Regions from separate parts of the Homo sapiens genome. Here regions 1 and 2 are each linked to region 3. The links are chromatin contacts, found by Hi-C or POLR2A ChIA-PET in ENCODE. All regions are on one chromosome and are shown on one strand. The core of a region is the stretch at or near the end of the contact, and the rest is flanking DNA. Distances in the headings are between cores, read along the strand shown. Region 1 holds the start of DGKD (diacylglycerol kinase delta). Region 2 overlaps GIGYF2 (GRB10 interacting GYF protein 2). Region 3 overlaps INPP5D (inositol polyphosphate-5-phosphatase D).

Region 1 (3,827 bases), core at 440-2,939, 250 kb after region 3:
TGTGTGTGTCTGTGTCCTCATCTCCTCTTTTTATGAGGACGCCAGTCATACCGGATTAGGGATCACCCCTGTGACCTCATTTTAACTTCATTACCTTTTTAAAAACCTTAACTCCAAATGCAGTCACATGCTGAGGTACTGGGGGTTAGGACTTCAACATATGAATTACGGGAGGACACAGTTCAGCATGCGACTGTGCTGCAGAACTTTCTGGGGGGACGGGGGAAGTGTTTTATATTTGTGCTATCCAGCGTGGCAGCTGCTAAGCCACATGCGGCTACTGAGTCCCTGAAATGTGGCTCCTGTGGCTGAGGAACGGAATGCTGAATTCTAACTAATTGAAATTTAAGTAGCCACATGTGGCTAGTGGCTATAGTACCCTGGGGCACCATGGGGCCTTCGGCCTGTCCCGGACTGTTCCTGCCTTAGGCCTTGTCCTCCTCTGTCCTGGCCGTGAGCCCATGCCCCTGGCCGTGTCCCCATGCCAGATGCCACTCTGCAGCCCCAGGTCACTGCCCAGGGCGGCGCGGCCAGCGAATGCCTATTGGCAGGCGAGGTCTCTAGCGGCAGCCCTTTGACAGGGAGAGGGCACACCTGGGCAGTCCCTTACTGATTTGCCCCTCAGAGCAGGGCAGACAGATGGACAGCATTTCCTCTGGGTGGCACCAAGCCCTGCTCCACCTGGATGGCACCAAAAACTTAGCTGATCTCATCTCCAGCTTCGCTTCCTCCTCTTCTGCCCAGAGCAGCGCTGGACCCCACCCGCCCACCATCCAGCAGCCCCCCTGGGAAACATGGGACTCGTTCTGGTCACCTCTGTCTCCCTCCAGTCGCTGGTCACTCCCCACCTGGATCTCAGTCCACGTCTCTATCTCTCAGCCCCTCGGTAATCCAGGGCGTCCACCTGCCCTGATAACTTCAAAGCCCGGATCACAGGCCCCAGCGTGGTGACCCAGCCCCGCCCAGGGTTAAATCCCTCAAGGGCTTCCTGCTGCCTTCCATCCCCTTATCTGGTTTCCAAAGCCCGCTTCGACCTGCCCGCCCCGAGGCTCATATCTTAATGCCATTTTCCTTGCTCTAAGCACCAGCTTCCCTTTCTTCCCCCGTCTTCGCCCAACACTCGTTCTTTCTTGCCTCCAGGCCTTTGCACAAATCTGGTCTCTGCCTAGAACATGGTTCCCTCTCTAGTCACAACTCCTGCTCACATTTTCCATCTCTCCTTAAGAACCGTTTTCTCCAGGAAGCCTTCCCAGATGGAGCGGTGCATCCCAGCTCTGGCGTCCCGAGGCCCGTCCCAGTACCGGGGTCTCTTTCCAGCACGCGCGCGCGCATTCGAGCTCGCCCCAAACTCGGCCACACAAGGCTGGGCAGGACAGACACAGCCCCAGCCTGCCTGAGGTTACCTACATTCTGATGCGGAAGAGTAGAGATGTTTTAAGAAGTGAATATAGAAACAAGAACACAAACGGCGTTCCAGAAATAACACACAGAAGCCACGGCCCGGAGAGGTGGGCGGGGGGCCCGGGACGCTTCAGGTGGGGGCGGGGAGGGGCCGCGCGGCGCCGTCTGCAGCTGCGCGCATGGCCGGCAGGGGGCGCGGCGGGGAGAGGCGGGAGGCCGCCCCCACCGCCCCCGGCCCGGCCCGCCCTCGGCCCCGCCCCTCCCGCCGGCCCCGCCCCGCCCCCGCCCGCGGTGCGCGCGCTGGCCCGGCAGCATGGCGGCGGCGGCGGGCGCCCCTCCGCCGGGTCCCCCGCAACCGCCTCCGCCGCCGCCGCCCGAGGAGTCGTCCGACAGCGAGCCCGAGGCGGAGCCCGGCTCCCCACAGAAGCTCATCCGCAAGGTGTCCACGTCGGGTCAGATCCGACAGAAGGTGAGCCCGCGGCGCGGCGGCCCGGGCGCGCGCCCCTCACGCCGCGGCAGCCCCGGCCGAGGCCCGTGGCCCTGCCCGAGCGGCCGCCCAGGCCCGGCTCGGCCCGGCCCGGGGTCCCGCGGGCGTCACCGCCCCTGTCGAGCGTGCCCCGCCGCTGTAACGGGCCGGCGCCCCGGGCGGAGCGCGCGGCCCCCGACGGACGGCGGGCGGCTGTGGGGCCGGGCGGGGGGCGCGCAGGTGGGCGCCCCGGGCGCCGCGCGCTGGGCGGGGGGCGCGCGCCGAGTTGGGCCGCGAGGACCCGGAGGAAACTGAGGCCTAGATGCAGGGGACTGCGCTCGTGCCACCGAGCGGGTCCCACGCGGGGGCTCCCGGCTGCGCCCCGCGGGCGTCCGCGGTCCCCAAACCCCGGTTCTGCACGTTTCTCAGGAGCGGTCGGGTGGTGTCCCGCGAGTGCCCTGCAGACTTCCCTGTGGTGCCCTCAGAAGTCCGCTCGGACCCGGGTGCGAGGGATCACCCCTTCACCCCTTCATCCCAAAAGGGAAGGAAGGGATGCGCGTTCAGTGACCGTCTCTCTCAGCAAAGCCGGGACCGCGCACCCGCTTGGCACCCAACTCTCCACGGAGAACTCCTGACGCTAAATGTTAGATAAAGACGCACGTCCTTTTTGCAGGAGGAAAGTTGCACCGTTTGTTTTCCCATTGTGCTTCCTATTGAAAACAGCTTACGGTTTTTGCTCCAGGTGAGCCCGCCCGGTTAGAACACTGCTTCCTCAGGCAGGTGGCTGGACAGGTGGCTGCGAGCAGGCTGGGTCCCTGGGGCAGCTCTGGCAGATCCGGTTGGCACGGACTTTCTCCTCCTGCTGCAGTGCGCTTTTCCTCCGGGGCGGATTAGGTTCAGCCGTTCCCTTCACCGTGGGAGCCTTCTCTTCTGTCAGCCTTTGATACCTGCGATGGGGGAACCTGAGGTCCTAACATGTTACAAACAGGTTTGTTGTGAAGTGCTCCAGTTATTCAGCAAATAGGTACCGAACACCTGCTTTGTTCCGGGTATAACAGTAGCAGTAGTGATGATAATGATAGCAATAGCAAATAACAATTCTTTAATAAGCCTTCTATGTGCCAGGCACTTTCTTGGGTTAGCTTTACAGCACTTGACATGGTTAGTTTATTAGTACTGGTGAGAACCCAATAAGTTGGATGCTATCATCTCCGTCTTTTGGAATTGGAATAGAAATAGAATCAAGGTTAAATGACTTGCCCAGGGTGTCACAGGTCGTAAATGTGGATGTGTGTTGGAACCATGGTCAGGACCGTAAGATGGAAGGCAGTTTCTACACCTAGGGATTCTCAGTCTAGTTGGGAGATGGACGCCTGTGCACCTGACATGACAACATTGTAAGTGCCGCGGAAACTCGGGGCAGAGACCTGCCCTGGGGAGGCAGGAGTGGTTTCCTTTAAGGTGAGATCTTGAGGGATAAAGAATTCACCAGGCTAAGTGGGTAAGAAATGGCCTTCTACATATTTGAACCTTGCGTCTAGAGCTTTAGGCACAACTGCGAAATGATCAGAAGTTGGGCCAGAGGTGGATCACGTTGATTAGACTTATTAGTTGGAAGGGTTGGTTAGGGCTGAATTTCGAAGGGGTGGTCCTTTGAGGGGTTTGCTTTTTGGCCTTGGGCAAGAGGTGGCCACAGAGGATTGTTCAAAGTATGGGGGTGATGGATCAGATGTGCTTTTGGGAAGATCTCCACATAGCCCTAAATGATACTGATAGGAGTTGCTTTCTCCTGTTGCCCAGGCAAGGTACTGACCAGTGTGGGGTAGATCATGTGATTTACAAGGTTGATTAAGATCAAGATTGTGTTGAGAGAGATTTGATTCCTGGGAGATTCCAGTGTTTAGAATTTTGTTGGTTAGGAGGTGTTTTTGCTTTCCTTCTTTTTTCTCCTAAAACAATA
Region 2 (4,034 bases), core at 223-2,722, 250 kb before region 3:
GAGGATAGGCTGTTAGGGAAAAGGTTGCTCTGAAAATGAGGTCAGACCGTTTGGACTTAAATATTCCCTTGGATCTCATCTTCTATTTATAGATCTAAGAAAGGAAGGGACTTTAAAAACCTCACTATAAGGGTGTGGGAGATAGGTCATCCTAGGAGTAGAGTTTAAGGAATCCATATACCTTGAAGGGGAAGAAAAACAAACGTTGAACAAAGTATTGAGGATACTCACTGAGGTTATGAAAATTACTGCTCACCTAAACCTCACTCTGGAAATTCCTCTCATAATTGCTCATTTTTGTCCTATACTTATTTCATTTTCATTTATTACTTTTTAATTTACATATTTCATATAATTTGTATACTGAGAAAAAATTAATAACTATCCATTAGCTACACATTCCCCATGCATAAAATGGGAAAATGGGAAGTCTTCGTTGAAAAAGCAGTCACTGATGGAAAGAGAATTTTGCTTCTAAAACAAACCAGCAGAGGGGGCCACAGCCTCATTTTAATTATCAATATTCTCCAGTATCTCCTATCTTCAGTAGGCTTCCTCCACCTCCCGGGTTCAAGTGATTTCCCCTGCCTCAGCCTCCCGAGTGCTGGGACTACAGGTGCGTGCCACCACGCCAGCTACTTTTTGTATTTTAGTAGAGATGGGGTTTCACCATGTTGGCCCGGATGGTCTTGATCTCCTGACCTCGTGATCTGCCCGCCTTGGCCTGCCAAAGTGCTGGGATTATAAGGGTGAGCCACCGTGCCCGGCTGGCTTCCTCTTTTTTTAGAGCTCTTCAGGTGGTCATTGTGAATCAGCAACCTGCACTCAGATGTGATAAACACACAATACAGTTTCTCCCCAGACTTTCCTTGTAAGAACAACCTCACAAATCTTAAAGAACTCATGTGAGTGAGACTATGCTCTGAACCTCACAGAATGTCATCTTTAGAGCCAGGCATAGTGGATTGAATCCGTGTTTGTGTTGCCTTGGGTTTCACAGTACCCAGAACTTTCCCTTACATCAAATGGCTGAATTTGATAAAGAATGGCATTCAGCCAAAGGATGAATGCATACCTTGCTGGTTTTTTAAATGACAGTTAAATGAGAATATGTCTGTTTGCTAAAAGCCTAGACTGATAATTAACATATTAATCAACTTTTTTTGGCCACAGACTTTTCCCTTCCTGTCTTTGCATGAGTAAAATTAATTTAGCTTTTAAATTACACTTCCACTTCTTTTGCATATAGTTCATTATTGCCTTTTATCACATTTTATCTGTTCTTAAGATACACGTGAAGTCAATGAAAAATCTGCCTCAGAATAAAGTAGTATTTTATTTCATAGACTGGCCTTTAGGTTCTTGTACTTGCCTAATTAACTGTTACTTTAAAAACATAAACATTAGGGTCAGGCACGGTGACTCATGACTGTAATCCCAGCACTTTGGGAGGCCAGCGTGGGCGGATTGCTTGAATCCAGGAGTTGGGGACCAGCCTGGGCTACATGCCAAAACCTTGTCTCTACAAAAATTACAAGAATTACTTGGGTGTGGTGGCACCCGCTTATAGTCCCAGCTACTGGGGAGGCTGAGGTGGGAGGATCGCTTCAGCCTGGGAGGTGGAAGTTGCAGTGAGCCAAGATCACACCACTGCACTCCAGCCTGGGCGACAGAGTGAGACCTTGTCTTTAAAAATACATATATATGTATATATATATAAACACTAAGGCTGTCACTATTTTCAAGGGGGAAGAAAAAGACTTGTGGGTTATTGGAACACAGTTGATGGGGTCAAACTCAGGATGGGGTTTGGAATCCTAGCCTCTCCCTATATTTGGTCTTGTAAGCAGTTGGTACCACAGCTTTTTTGGTTAATAAATAGGCATGTTTATTTTTTTGAATCATGATATTTTTGAGTCAGTTAATTAAGGTATTTTATGTAAGGCATTTTTGTTTATTACTGTTACATTTCAAATGTGTATTTATTTGAAAACTTGAACATGAAAAAACAAGAGGCTGCAGAAAACCCAGCTAATATTAACAGAACTGCTTTTAGAATAAGGACATTGCCTGTTTACTTTTTGGTATTCAAATAACTAAAACAGTTTGGGATTTTATTCAAGGTAGAAGAACTGGAACATTTTTGGGGAGTCACTCAGTTTAAAGAGGCATTGTTCATCATTTTTATCAACCTCCAATTATAGAAGTTTTGGAAAAATTACATACATGTGACCATTGGGCATTCGGCATTAGGTTTTCTTTTTTTCTTTTTCTTTCTTTTTTTTTTTTTTTTTTTTTTTTGAGACAAGGTCTCACTCTGTTGCCCAGGCTGGAGTGCAGTGATGTTATCTCAGCTCACTAAAATCTCTGCCTCCTGGGTTCAAGCAATTCTTGTGCCTCAGCTTCCCGAGTAGCTGGGATTACAGGCGTGCAGCGCCACGCCCAGCTAATGTTTTGTATTTTGAGTAGCGACAGGTTTTTGCCATGTTGGCCAGTCTGGTCTCTAACTCCTGGCCTCAAGTAATCCACCCACCTCGGCCTCCAGTGTGCCCAGCCAGCATTAGGTTTTCAGCTGTCAGTTGTGTTTGTGAGTACTGCTTATTGCCTTCAATGGGTATGCTAGTACTGCTTTTTCTAAGCCAAATTCCCTTTTGGTTAATCAAACATTGCTAACTGAAATCTTTTCCTTTGCAGATATATTTACAGTAGATCGAGTTAGAGTACTTTAATCTTCTTGCTCTGTCTACTGTGGGAAAGAGAATATGCGAGGACTCTAAGGATCTTAATAGTGTGTCTTCCATGGAGCCTCTTACCCTGAGTATCAAAAGCTCTGGGCCAGAACTTTCATAAAGTTTTTGACTGGTGGGAAGAAGTATTCCCATTAAAGTGGGTTGAGGTTTAAAGGGGTATTAATCCCACTCAGATTTCAAAGTTATGTGGTCAAGTAGTTACAAAGAACTTAGTGTATACAACCCTCCATGGTAACCCCCCTGCCCACCCCCATCTCTTTTAAGGTAGACCTCCTGCATGAACTTTCCTCCAGGGCCAGCCCAGCCTGTCCTTGATACACACTCACATCCCATTCTTTTCTCTGATTCTCTGAAGCAGTGGTTTGCAGGGGGTTTTTTTGTTTTGTTTTTTTTTTGAGACAGAGTCTCGCTCTGTCACCCAGGCTGGAGTGCAGTGGCGCGATCTCGGCTCACTGCAAGCTCCTTCGACCAGGTTCAAGCAATTCTTCTGCCTCAGCCTCCCGAGTAGCTGGGACTACAGGTGCCCACCACCACACCTAGCTAATGTTTTTTTGTATTTTTAGTAGAGACGAGGTTTCACTATGTTAGCCAGGATGGTCTCGATATCCTGACCTCATGATCCGCCTGCCTTGGCCTCCCAAAGTGCTGAGATTAAGGCATGAGCCACCACACCCGGCCTGCAGTTCTTTTTAATTGGTGATGCTATTTTGTTTTATTTTCCTTCCTAATTAGGTTATATCAGAACCTTAAGAAAATAAAAAATCTCTCTCATTGGAAGAACAGAAAGCTACTGCTGTGACCTTTATCTTTGTCTCCCTGTAATACTTCTATGGTATGCTCAAAAACAAAAGACTGGCCAGGCACGTTGGCTGACGCCTGTAATCCCAGCAATTTGGGAGGCCGAGGCGGGCGGATCATTTGAGGTCAGGAGTTCAAGACCAGACTGGCCAACATGGTGAAACCCTATCTCTACTAAAAATACAAAAAAAATGAGACGGGCATGGTGGCATGTGTCTGTAATCCAGCTACTTGGGAGTCTACGGCATGAGAATCTCTTGAACCCAGGAGGTGGAGCTTGCTGTGAGCCGAGATCACGCCACTGCACTCCAGCCTGGGTGACAGAGTGAAACCCTGTCTCACAAACAAACAAACACAGACTTACATTCCAGCTCACCGCCTAGAATTTGAGCCGCTTGGTTGCCTGGGTGTGGTCACTCATAGCCAGTTTTTTTTCTGCAGGATTTTCAGTCAATGCATCATCGGAGCGACTCAACATGGGTGAAA
Region 3 (4,151 bases), core at 877-3,376:
AGTGGTGAGCCACAGGGTCTTCTGAGCCAGCTCAACCCACTGCGAGGCTCCTCTTTGGTGAGACGTGGTGCTGGAGGCGTGGTCAGGGCCAGACACCAGGAAACTCTCAGGCCACAACCTGTATATCTCTAGATAGTTCTGGTCTTCTTTAACGTGTTCCTTGAATAGAGCAGAAATCGGCCTCCTATAAAATCCACTCCTGGATCCCGGTTCTCCCCTCAGGAGATACATGGAAGCCTCAACTGTTTGAAAAACCAGGCAGGTCTCTCTTGAGGTTTCTTCAGGCCAAACCCTCTGGGTTACTTCAGCCATTCCGCACGCCCCTCTTAACCCCAGGCCATCCCAGATCCACCTCCCATGACACACTCAACCTGGTGCCTGTCCTTCCTAATGGGGGTCTCAGAACCCAAGGCCTGCAGAGTGGACTGACCCTCCCACCGGGCGCCCCTCCACGAGTGCAGTCTCACAGACAGTGGCACCAGGGGGCGCCCATTCAGCGATCCAGCTTCACAATGTATTTGCCATCGACTAAAATGCCATCGTCTTTTTCACATGTGCTCCTGCTAAGCTAGATTTGGAACTTTATTTTTATTTATTTATTTATTTATTTATTTATTTTTGAGACAGAGTCTCACTCTGTCGTCCAGGCTGGAGGGCAGTGGTGCGATCTTGGCTCACTGCAACGTCCGCCTCCTTGTTCAAGCAATTCTTCTGCCTCAGCCTCCGGAGTAGTTGGGATTATAAGTGTGCGTCACCATGTCTGGCTAATTTTTGTATTTATAGTAGAGGCGAGGTTTTGCTATGTTGGCCAGGCTGGTCTCGAACTCCTGACCTCAGGTGATTCACCCACCTTGGCCTCCCAAAGTGCTGGGATCACACGTGTGAGCCACCGTGCCCAGCCGAGACTTGGAACTTTAGATTGTTTTGTCCTAAACTTCCCATGGCTACACCAGCCCGTTACTCCAGACCATTGAGGTCAGCTTCATCCTGGCTCTAGCACCTGGCATGTGTGCCATCCTCCTAGCTGGATGGCAGCCCCACATTGGAAGGCCTGCCTCCTGGATCCTTATCTGAATTGCTGATGTGAATGAAAGGAGGAACCAACAGCACAGACGCCTATGTCTGGACTGACACTGGTGTGGCCTCAGCCAGGCCCATCTCTCTCCCTGTGCTCTTCAACAACAACAAAATCACAAATGAACCCCATAAAATGCTTTATGGAAACCTATAGATATCAGATTAAAGATCACAATCTGGTGGCCCCTATGTTGGATTTAGTGTTCTGTTCACCCAACCCATATTTTTAAAAATTATGAACCAGTTACAAGCATTTTTAAAAATTCAGAGATTTCTACATAATAATCTGGATTTTCAGCTTTCCTTGAAAAATCTGAAGATCTGATACCCTTGATTATTCCACAGTGATGTAGCTGGGGTGGGGCGTGTATTAGTCTGTTTTCACGCAGCTGATAAAGACATACCTAAGACTGGGCAACTTACAAAAGAAAGAGGTTTAATGGACTCACAGTTCCACGTGGCTGGGGAGGCCTTACAATCATGGCGGAAGGTGAAGGGCACATCTCATGTGGCAGACAAGAGAAGAATGAGCTTGTGCAGTCAAACTCCCATTTCTAAAGCCATCAGATCTCATGAGACCCATTCACTATCACGAGAACAGAGCCGCCATAATTCAATCACCTCCCACCGGGTTCCTCCCACGACACGTGGGAATTGTGGGAGTTACAATTCAAGATGAGATTTGGGTGGGGACACAGTCAAACCATATCAGAGTGGAAGCATTCCCTTTCAATGGGGCAGTTCTCTTTGATGTGTCACCATCCCCACCTCGCCCTGTCGCCTCACTCGCAGCCTGTTCCACTCATTTACATCACCCGCCTGACTGCTGTAGGCCACTGAGCTATGATATTCATCAGACGCAACTAATTACCCAACTTGTGAGGCCAGCAACCACACACTGGTAAACAGGTTTAGTTGACTTGGTGTGTTCCCAGTGACCTCCTGCTGGTTCCCAGGCCCAGCACCTGCTTTGCCTCTCCTCACAGATCATGCTGTTAGTAATCTCATCTAGCCTCTTGCCTGGGGTGGACGTCAAGCTCACTACACTGTAAACTCCAAAACAGCCCACGTTACTCCCGGTGACAATCAGAATTCCCCCTGGCCTGCCCTCAGGTGTCCTGGCTCTCTCCTCTCAGCATCCCCCATGGACTCATGGGCACCCCCGGTTGAGCTCGCTCACCCAGAGCTCTCTCTCTTCCCTGGGATGAGGCTTGGTTCTACGGAAGCTGGGGTCGTCACAGCCTGTTTTCTGCCTTGGGGTTTGGTCCCAGTTCCTCAGAGCAGTGACTTTCAGTTCCTTTGCAGGTGTGACCTGTCTGCTCCTGTTAGAGCCTCCTTTCCCCAGAGGGCAGGGTGGGCCCCACTGGGGAGCTGGAGGGCTCACTTTTGTCACTGCACTTGCCACCCAGAACACTGTTACTGTCCCTTTCTGGCATTTCTTGGTTTCAGACAATCTCACCTACCCCTCAAAGAAGGCGGAAGCTTCCTGTCGTGGTCTGGCCCTTTGCCATCTTTCAGTGTTCCTCACTGAACGGTAATCCCCTCCGTGTGCCCCCAACGAGTCATTCACCATCTTGTGCTAACTGCATTTCTTCCTGATCCAAACTTGCTTTCTGGAGATGGGGGCCATGCAGAAGGGAAGGCGGGTGTATCAGGAGGTCTGGTCTCTGGGGACTGAAGGGATGATTTTGCCAAAAGGGTCAATGTCACTGGACCACATGCCATGGTAAACCTTGGACAACCAGTTCTCCAGGGAAGAAAACAAGCCCGTGATTTGTAGTGTTTGCCTATTTCTACCGTGGAGACACTCTAACCACAGCTCCCACCAGAGTGGCTGCATTCACAACCAGCTCTTGGGGTTCCTGGAAAACTGGGATTTGAGCCTGTAGGAGCCAGTGCCAGCACCCCATGGGCATGTGTGTTATCAGCTCACATCTGCCAAGTCCTGGCGAGGTCTGCCTGCCTCTAGGACTGTAGACGTCTTTATTAGAGACTCCTGTCACACCTGTTAGGAGTCAGACAGATTAATAATCACTTCTTTTTATTTAGAGCTCTTTTAATCCCCAAACTCTTATTTATAAGTTATTTTATAAATTAATAATGATATATCATATATTATATTATAATTAATAATGACATATATGTCATATAACATTATTAAAATCAATTAATTATTAAATAATTATAATATATAATTATATATTATATTATTATTAAATATATAACATATAATAGATATTATATATTACATATTATATAAGTAGTAATTGCATATTATATAAATAATATATATTATATATAATATAAATATATTTATTTATTATAAATTATATTTATTTATATTATATTTATAATTACATTATATTATATTAACTTATTTATAAGTTAATCAGTTTTACCTCTTCCTTGTGATCAGGTTTGGGAAGGATGTTTTTTCTACCTGCCTGGTCTGCTTCCTTGACTGTGTGATCAGGGTCAAACTGCCCATTCTTCTGAGCTTCAGTTTATTTATCTGAGAAATGGGAGTTGCTGGTCCATTAGCACAGTTAGCAGAGCAGGTGCTGCATGATGACCGTGGCTCTCACTGACTGGGAGCCACGCCCCGGGCTCTGTTAGTTCGTTAAACCACTTGGGCAAGTAGGTCTTGAAATCTTCATTCACGGCCAAGGAAACTGGTTTGGTCTCAGAGAGTTAGATACTGTACTCTAGATCGCACAACCAGTTGGTCGTGGAGCTAAGATTGACATTCGTAGCTGACATGGTGTTTTAAAACTTAGTCACAAACATTAAAAAATCGGAGATTTCATCTAGGAATCTGGACTTTTACCTTCTGAAAAATTTAAAATTCTAGCACCCAAGGCCTGTGTTACCCCATGATGCTGTAACTGGAGCTAACTGGAAGCTGCTGCCTTTGAAGGGGTGTTTCCCCCATGGGCCCCAGTCCCCGCCTCTCCCTAGTGTCCCACACCTCGCCTGCTTCACTCACACCAAGTTTCACATTTCGTGATTTTCCCCATGGGCCAGAATGAGAGGAAGAAACTGAGGCACAGAATGTTTTGGCAATTAATTCAGCT

Evidence for each region. A loop is a pair of places that touch in the nucleus more often than their neighbours do. ChIA-PET counts read pairs that join two places held with the same protein, here RNA polymerase II (POLR2A). Pooled maps may share reads with other maps.
Region 1: a loop to region 3 is called in a map of B cell, with 2.1 times the contacts of the local background. The contact joins the promoter of DGKD here to the enhancer-like site in region 3. A Hi-C loop is called at or near these places in 1 of 168 maps with a recorded cell type or tissue (B cell), 1 of 37 single-sample maps with no recorded cell type and 4 of 50 pooled maps. POLR2A ChIA-PET finds 5 or more read pairs at or near these places in 1 of 52 experiments (GM12878).
Region 2: a pooled map shows a loop between it and region 3 (4-fold over the local background). The contact joins two enhancer-like sites. A Hi-C loop is called at or near these places in 2 of 50 pooled maps. POLR2A ChIA-PET finds 5 or more read pairs at or near these places in 2 of 52 experiments (HCT116 and HEK293).

What each region holds. Positions count from the first base shown.
Region 1 is chr2:233,352,805-233,356,631 of GRCh38, forward strand. It overlaps DGKD (diacylglycerol kinase delta), which reads left to right and starts at 1,690. Exons shown (of 30, transcript NM_152879.3): 1 at 1,690-1,870. The coding sequence starts at 1,715. RefSeq lists enhancers at 1,140-1,199, 1,340-1,389 and a silencer at 1,640-1,879.
Region 2 is chr2:232,852,804-232,856,837 of GRCh38, forward strand. It overlaps GIGYF2 (GRB10 interacting GYF protein 2), which reads left to right. Exons shown (of 29, transcript NM_001103146.3): 29 at 3,990-4,034. Among named protein-coding and RNA genes, the nearest start is that of SNORC, 15 kb to the right of the region's middle. Within about 2 kb of position 1,473, at least 5 of the 41 ENCODE cell types and tissues checked have a DNase peak (open chromatin) inside an H3K27ac peak, as active enhancers do.
Region 3 is chr2:233,098,350-233,102,500 of GRCh38, forward strand. All of the region lies in intron 2 of INPP5D (inositol polyphosphate-5-phosphatase D), which reads left to right. Among named protein-coding and RNA genes, the nearest start is that of INPP5D, 40 kb to the left of the region's middle. Within about 2 kb of position 2,127, at least 7 of the 41 ENCODE cell types and tissues checked have a DNase peak (open chromatin) inside an H3K27ac peak, as active enhancers do; they include B cell and GM12878, where a contact is called at or near this core.